Linked DNA regions of Homo sapiens: region 1 is linked to region 2. Evidence: read pairs that join two places in POLR2A ChIA-PET (ENCODE). Cell type or tissue: A673. All regions are shown on one strand.

What was found. Peaks named below come from ENCODE experiments on the same cell type or tissue, not always from the same donor. Only the 100,000 strongest peaks of a DNase experiment are listed, where the experiment ranks them.
Region 1: POLR2A ChIA-PET joins it to region 2 with 18 read pairs; 4 of 35 experiments call an interaction of 5 or more read pairs at or near these places.

Annotation. Positions count from the first base shown.
Region 1 is chr11:46,890,509-46,894,508 of GRCh38, forward strand. It overlaps LRP4 (LDL receptor related protein 4), which reads right to left. Exons shown (of 38, transcript NM_002334.4): 13 at 2,465-2,621. Among named protein-coding and RNA genes, the nearest start is that of LRP4, 26 kb to the right of the region's middle. In A673, no CTCF peak of the experiment used is centred here; no DNase peak of the experiment used is centred here.
Region 2 is chr11:47,054,253-47,058,252 of GRCh38, forward strand. All of the region lies in intron 3 of CSTPP1 (centriolar satellite-associated tubulin polyglutamylase complex regulator 1), which reads left to right. Among named protein-coding and RNA genes, the nearest start is that of CSTPP1, 120 kb to the left of the region's middle. RefSeq lists an enhancer at 3,003-3,552. In A673, no CTCF peak of the experiment used is centred here; a DNase peak (open chromatin) is centred at 2,239.

The DNA of each region.
Region 1 (4,000 bases), 160 kb before region 2:
GTAAATTGGGAAGTGGGCAGCAGAAAACAGGTAGGTAACCAGGAGAATAATCAGGTAGGGCGCTTTTATCCATTTAACTCAGGGGACTCCAATGTTTGGTCCACAGAATGAATTTTTTTTTTAGACGGGGTCTCATTTTGTCACCCAGGCTGGAGGGCAGGTGAGATTACAGCTCACTGCGGCCTCAATCTCCTGGGCTCAGAAGGCCTCCCACTTCAGCCTTCTGAGCAGCTAGTATCGCTACACCTAACTAATTTTTTTTTGTAGTAGAGATGAGGTCTTGCTATGTTACCCAAGCTGGTCTCAAACTCCTGAGCTCAAGCAATCCTCCTGCTTTGTCCTTTCAAAGTACTGGGATTATAGGCATGAGTCACCATGCCCAGCCTCAGAATGCTTTTTAAGTGTCTGAGTTTAAATGTCTTTAGACAGGGCATTTATTCATTTAATAATTTTTTTTTTCATACTGGCAACAGGCAGGACATACTATCTTAGGCACTGGAAATCTAGCAGTGAACAAAACAGACAAAAGTCTCACAGAATTGACAATATAATGTAATATTAGGACAGGCACTTTCTTCTTTGTCACAATCTCTTCCACTGCCTTTTGTATTTTATTTTCTTTTATTTTTGAGACTCGCTCTGTTGCCCAGGCTGGAATGCAGTGGCACGATTTCAGCTCACTGCAACCTCCACCTCCTGGACCCAAGTGATTCTCCTGCCTCAGCCTCCCAAGTAGCTGGAATTACAGGCACCCGCCACCATGCCCAGCTAATTTTTGTATTTTTAGTAGAGATGGGGTTTCACCATGTTGGCCAGGCTGGTCTCAAACTCCTGACCCCAAGTGATCCACCTGCCTCGGCCTCCCAAAGTGCTGGGGTTACAAGCTTGAGTCACCATGCCCGGCTCCTTTTGTATTTTATACACACACACACACACACACACACACACACACACACAGACACACACACATACACACACACAGTTTCTAAAACAGTTGATACATACTGTAGGACCTTATAAGATACTCCCTCCATTGATTGCATAGAATTTTTAAAAGCCAGAGGTGAGAACTTCATTTCAGGAGTTTTTCTTTAATTCAGATTTCTGAATTTTAAATTTAATTTTTTTTGAGACAGAGTCTCACTCTGTCATCCAGGAGTGCAGTGCCATAATCATGGCTCACTGCAGCCTCGAACTCCAGGGCTCAGGTGATCCTCCTACCTCAGCCTCCTGTGTAGTTGGGACTACAGGCATGCATCAATAAGTCCAGCTAATTTTTGTACTTTTTATAGAGATGGGGTTTTGCCATGTTGCCCAAGCTGGTCTTGAACTCCTGGGCTCAAGCAATCTGCCCACCTCAGCATCCCAAAGTGCTGAGATTATAGGCATGAGCCACTGAACCTGACCAGATTTCTCAATTTTATTTATTTAACTTTTTTTGAGACAGGGTCTTACTCTGTCACCCAGGCTGGAGGTCACTGTTGCAATCACGGTTCCCTGCAACCTCGACCTCCCAGTCTCAAGCCATCCTTGCACCTCAGCCTCCCACGTAGCTGGGACTACAGGCATGTGCCACTATGCCAGGCTAATTTAGAAAACATTTTTGTAGAGATGAGGCCACACTATGTTGCCCAGGCTGATCTTGAACTCCTGGACTCAAGTGATCCTCCTTCCTTGGTCTCCAAAAGTGCTGGAATTATAGGTGTGAGCCACTGTGCCCGGCCCCTCTATTAATTTTTAGGCTATAATAATTAATTACAATTCTTATGAATTACTAATAACTATTAATTTGTATTAATTAGGTCAACCTTATGAGCTAATAATAAAAATACGAAACACCTACAACTTATCTAATGTGTGTTATATGCAATTTAAAATGCATCACCTCATTTAATCTTCATACAACTATGATGGAGGTATTTTTTTTTAATCACCAATTTAGAAATGAGTAAACAAGGCAGACAGAGATTAACTGGCCCAAGGCCACACAGCCAGTTATTACAGAGCCAGGACCTAGACTCAAGTGTGTGGGGGACAGAGCCCATGTTATTAACATCATACTTTTTTTTTTTTTTTTTTTCGAGACAGAGTCTTGCTCTTTCTCCCAGGCTGGAGTGCAGTGGCGCAATCTCAGCTCACTGTAACCTGTGCCTCCTGGGTTCAAACAACTCTCCTGCCTCAACCTCCCGAGTAGCTGGGATTACAAGCACCCGCCACCATGCCTGGCTAATTTTTGTATTTTGCAGAGATGGGGTTTCCCCATGTTGGCCAGGCTGGTCTCGAATTACTGACCTCAGGTGATCTGCCCGCCTTGGCCTCCCAAAGTGCTGGGATTACAGGCGTGAGCCACCGCGCCCAGCTACACCACACTTTGAGGATGTACTCCCAGAATGTCTAGTCCAGGTAGCCTGGGAGCTGTCCCGAGAGGTTGCAAGAAAGTTCGGGAGCCTGAGATACAACTTACCCCTCCATGGGATGCAAGGCAATGGCCCGGGGCTTCTCCAGGTTCTGCCACAGCAACACTTTCCGGTGGGCCCCATCCAGATTGGCCACCTCAATCCTCGAGGTGCCTGAGTCGGTCCAGTAGAGTTTGTCATGGACCCAATCCACAGCCAGGCCCCCTGGTGAGAAGCAGCAGCAAAAAATGTCAAGGAGTCAACCCAGGCCCCCATGTCCCATAGTAATAGGAGCAAACTCTTACAGGAAGCAATTTTTTGGGCCAGGCACTATTGTCATCACTTCAGATACATGAATTCATTTAAGCATCACAACTCTGTGAGCTAGATACTGTAATTTCCATGAGGATGAGGAAATTGAGGCACAAAAGAGTTAAGTAACTGTCCAAGGGCATGCACTTCCTCCTCACAGTCAACCATACATCACTTTCTGAATTCTGTCTCCCTGACGCATTCCCAGGGTCCCCCACTGCACTGACCCAGGGGTTTGTAAATTGTCATCTGGGGTTTTGCAGAGGCATTTCAGAAATTCCCTAGGCATTTGAGTCCAATGTGCTTGATACCAAATTAGAATTTGACCACTTCACCTATTTGTAAAATAGCCTGAGATTGACAAGTGAGCTGTTTCTGTGGTTTTTTGTTTGTTTGTTTCGAGATGGAGTCTCACTCCCATTGCGCAGGCTGGAGTGCAGTGGTGCAGTCTCGGGTCACTGCAACCTCCACCTCCTGGGTTCAAGAGTTTCTCCTTCCTCAGCCTCCCAAGTAGCTGGGATTACAGGCATTTGCCACCATGCCTGGCTAATTTTTGTATTTTTAATAGAGATGGGGTTTTGCCATGTTGGCCAGGCTGGTCTCAAACTCCTGACCTCACGTGATCCGCCTGCTTCAGCCTCCCAAAGTGCTGGGATTACAGGCGTAAGCCACCACGCTTGAACTATTTTTTTTTTTTTTTTGAGACGGAGTTTTGCCTAGGCTGAAGTACAATGGCGTGATCTCGGCTCACCGCAACCTCCACTTCCTGAGTTCAAGCAATTCTCCTGCCTCAGCCTCCCAAGTAGCTGGGATTACAGGCATGCGCCACCACGCCCGGCTAACTTTTGTATTTTTAGTAGAGATGGGGTTTCTCCATGTTGGTCAGGCTGGTCTCAAACTCCCAACCTCAGGTGATCTGCCCACCTCAGCCTCCCAAAGTGCTGGGATTACAGGCGTGAGCCACCGTGCCTGGCCTGTTTTTTTAACAATCTATAAAACATTTTGATATACTTATCCAGGTCAATCAGAATATTCTTAATACTAAGCAATCGAAACAAAACTCAGAAATAAACTAGATGCAAAGGCTGATGGAGAACTCTGTCATCCATAAATCTGATTCCCATGATCACAACCACCAACGTGGTCTCATTATTCTCACTGATTGAGCTCAATCATGAGCAAATGTTATATTTGAACCTATAAAATTGATATACATTAACAAATGTTTTCTATATTAGGGCTCCAACTAAGATTTCCCTGGAAGAAAAAGATGTCCTGCTGCCTAAGGTTTG
Region 2 (4,000 bases):
GTGATCCAAGATCGCGCTACTGCACTCCAGCCTGGGTGACAGAGCAATACTCCGTCTCAAAAAAAAAAAAAAAAAAAAAAAGACCCTGTTGCCCAGGCTGGAGTGCAGTGGCATGATCATATGATCATAGTTCACTATAACCTTGAGCTTCCAGGCTCAAGTGATCTTCCTAACTCAGCCTCCCAACTAGCTAGGACTACAGGTACATGCCTACCATACCTAGCTAATTTTAAATTTTTTTGTAGAGACGGGGTTTTGCTGTGTGGCCCAGGCTGGTCTCAAACTCCTGGGCTCAAGGCCTCAGCCTCCCAAAGCACTGGGATTACAGATGTGAGCCACCATGCCCCATCTTATTTGAAGGCTTTTAGATAGGAGAGTGGTGTGGTGATATCTGAGCTCTAGAAAGATCATTCAAAAGGCAGTGTAGAAGATGGCCTAGACTAGAGACAAGGAACATAGAAGTCTGGTAGTAGTTGAGTGAGAGATTAGACCCAACACTAAGGCAGTATGGAGACAGAAGGGGCACTTTCAGAGATAGAATCCATAGGATTTGGTGATTGGATTTGGCATTAAGATGAGAGAGAAGACCGTGGTAATTTCCAAGTTTTTGGCTTGGGCCACTGGGTAAGAATATTTTTTAAAAGCCTTCAAGTAATAGCCACAGAATAAATTTCAATTTTTTTTTTTTTTTTTTTTTTTTTTTTTGGAGACAGGGTTTTACTCTGTCACCCAGGCAGGAATACAATGACACAATCTCAGCTCACTGCAGCCTCGACCTTCCAAGCTCAGGTGATCCTCCCACCTCAAGTAGCTGGGAATATATTTGTGCACTACCATGTGTGGCTAATTTTTCTATTTTTTATAGAGTTGGGGTTTCGCTATGTTATCCAGGCTGGTCTCAAACTCCTGGGCTCAAGCCACTCGTCCACCTCAGCCTCCCAAAGTGCTGGGGTTATAGGCGTGGGCTACCATGCCTGGTCTCCTACTTTCATATTATGTGTTTTCATAAATACCTTTAAGACAATTTCTTGCTTGCTTGCTTTTCTTTTTCTTTCTTCTTTCTTGCCTTCCTTCCTTCGTTCCTTCCTTCCTTCCCCTCCCTCCCTCCCCTCCCTTCCTTCCTTCCCCTCCCCTCCCCACTGAGGTTATAGTCAGTGAATAGGTAGTCTCCCTGCTTTTGAATTTATGAGATTCCCCACCATGCTCTAATCAATGCTACTGCTACGAAACTGTAACTTTTCTAAATAGCTACTAAATATATAGCTATTAAACTTTTATATGTAGTTACTAAATCTTTTCTAAAACTTTTCCACCCAATATCTTATTAGTTCCACTGCCCTAAGAAATAGGTAAAGTGGGTATTATTGTGCCCATTTTGTAAATAATGAAATTGTGTAACTTGCAGAAAGATTTCATGGTGAATTAGTAGCAAAGCTAGAAATTGAACCCAGATTTACTAATATGCTGATGTGCTATTTCTACTATTTTTACTTCAATCATTGCCTCTTTGACATATAACTCTGGAGATCATGCATCTCCATTACAGTATTATGAAAGAAGTACTTAGTGTACTGAGGATCGTATCATTTCCCTTACAGAATAAATGCACTAATAGGCAAAAACCAATGTGGACTCAATTTTAAGTTAAGTAATTCAGAAAAACTATTCCATTGGTCTCTATGTAAACAAAACTGGGAACTGTGAGTATATAGGTAAAGCTCGTGCTATGTTATCAGAGGTTATCTTTCCCAGTCCCTCACTCAGTCAGCAAATATTTGTTTTAGACCACCTAGTACAGTCGTCTCTCAGTCTATGCAGGGATTGGTTCCAGGACCCCTGTTTATACCAAAATCCACGCATAATCAAGGCCTACATTAGTCCTGTGGAACTCTCATATGTGAAAAGTCAATCTTCCGTATACAGGGCTTCATATCCCTAGAATAGTGTATTTTCGATCCATATTTGGTTGAAAAAAATCCACCTAAAAGTGTGGACCTGCACAGCTGAAACCTGTGTTGTTCAAGGGTCAGCTGCATGTTGAAGAATATGGCTAGAGCTAGTTTCTGTGATAGAACATATGGAGATAACTATGGAAAACAGTCTTCAGATAGCCTTAACTTTTTTCCTGATATAGAAGTGGGGCCTCTTCAAGAATGTATTTACTATCACGAGGGATTCATATAGCATTTGGACTCTTAGCAGATGTGGGTTTCTTTATCTTTCTAATAGCAGCTGCCAGTGACTCATCCAGCTGCTAAGAATAAGCAGCTCCAAATTCCCCCAGTTTCTCCTTGTGCCATAAACAAGACCTAGATTTTATGCTGGCTGTTTATTGTTATCCTTCTTAATCAGACAGCCTCAGATTTCTTAGACTAAATGCAACATCTGTGTCTAGGTGTTCCTAAAATAATTGGTTAAGTAGCTTTAATGTATTCTCAGCTTTTTCTAGGAAACTCCAGAACATCTTTCTAAACCAGAATGTGTCAATCTCCAATTTTAATCCGGAATTAGTGAAAACTCTTGGCGGCAAGGTTCTAAAGGAAAGGATTTATTAAGCCCCATTTTATCAATTATAATGCCAGGTACCTACCTACTCAGTGGAACTCCTACTGCATTATTCTTCTGCAGATAACTTCCTTAGAATGTCATGTGCATACTTTAGCATTATCAAGTGGAAAGTAACTCTTCTGGGAGGTAGCAAAACAAGAGCATAACATATCTAAAAATGAAGCCACCTGTAGAACTCTAAGGACCTGGTCCCTTTTGACAAAAAATATTTTATTCCAGTTTTTAGCAAGTACAGGATATGATATCTTTTCTGCATGACTGAGTACTGATGCTAATTATCTTGTCCAAATTTTAGATAATCTCATGAAGACTGTAACAAACCTCTTGGTATCTAAGCAACTTTAGACTCTTGGAAGCAAAAGTTATATTAGAATTTTAAAAGCCTTTAAAATTACACTTCTCACTTTGCTAATTTTTTCTGTATAGGAATATTAATCTGAATTTTCTAAGTCTGGCAAAGATTGATATTCTCTTAATGTAAATCTTTACTTCTGTTTAGGGATATCGGCTCAAAAGTGCCTTCTCCAAGTTTATTTTCAATTAGAATTTAATTTTCAATATATACATATATACACATACATACATATATATATTTCATTTGATAAAATAATGATAGGTACTTCCTCTTCTATCTGTGAAGAAGTATCTACTAAGGGAATTGCCCTCTTGCCACTAACAATGAGAAAATCAGCATATCTGAAACAACAGTTTTCAGACATTGGGCAATAGGCAGTGGGGGCTGTGGATTCTGAGAGCCAGTTTCCAAGCAACAGTATAGGGAGAGAGATTGTCAAAGAGCTTAGCAGTGTTATTGAGTTGAGGAGGCAGAGACTGGGGTTTAGGGAGGCTGGAGCAGCCAGTATTTACAGGTCAGAATCCAAGAGAGGAAGAAGTTGTTCAGTGAGCTCCAGAATCTTTGGCTACAAATTCTGCATATGTGTGGGCTGGAAAAAGAACCACCAGAAAACAGTGGGCCAAACAATTTCTGGAGTATACAAGGGGCTAAGGATAATTCAAACTTCTACCAGCCATAGGGAAGAGACCTCAAAACACACCGGGCACTGGGTAGAGTTCTCAACAGTTTAAAAGCAAAAAGGATTAAATCGATCCGCAAGTAATTTAATGCTATATAAGAACAAAATTCAATAATCTTTAAAGGAATTTAACAAAATCCAGCATTCAGCAATGCAAAATTCACAAAGTCTGACATCCAATTCAAAATTACCAGACAGGCCAGGCATGGTGGCTCATGCCTACAATCCCAGGACTTTGGGAGGCCAAGGCAAGTGGATCACTTGAGCCCAGGAGTTCATGACCAGCTTGGGCAACAGAGCAAAACCCTGTCTCTACAAAAAATTTAAAAAATTAGCCAGGTGTGACACCTGTGGTCCCAGCTACTCTAATGGCTGAGGCGGGAGGATTGCTTGAGCCT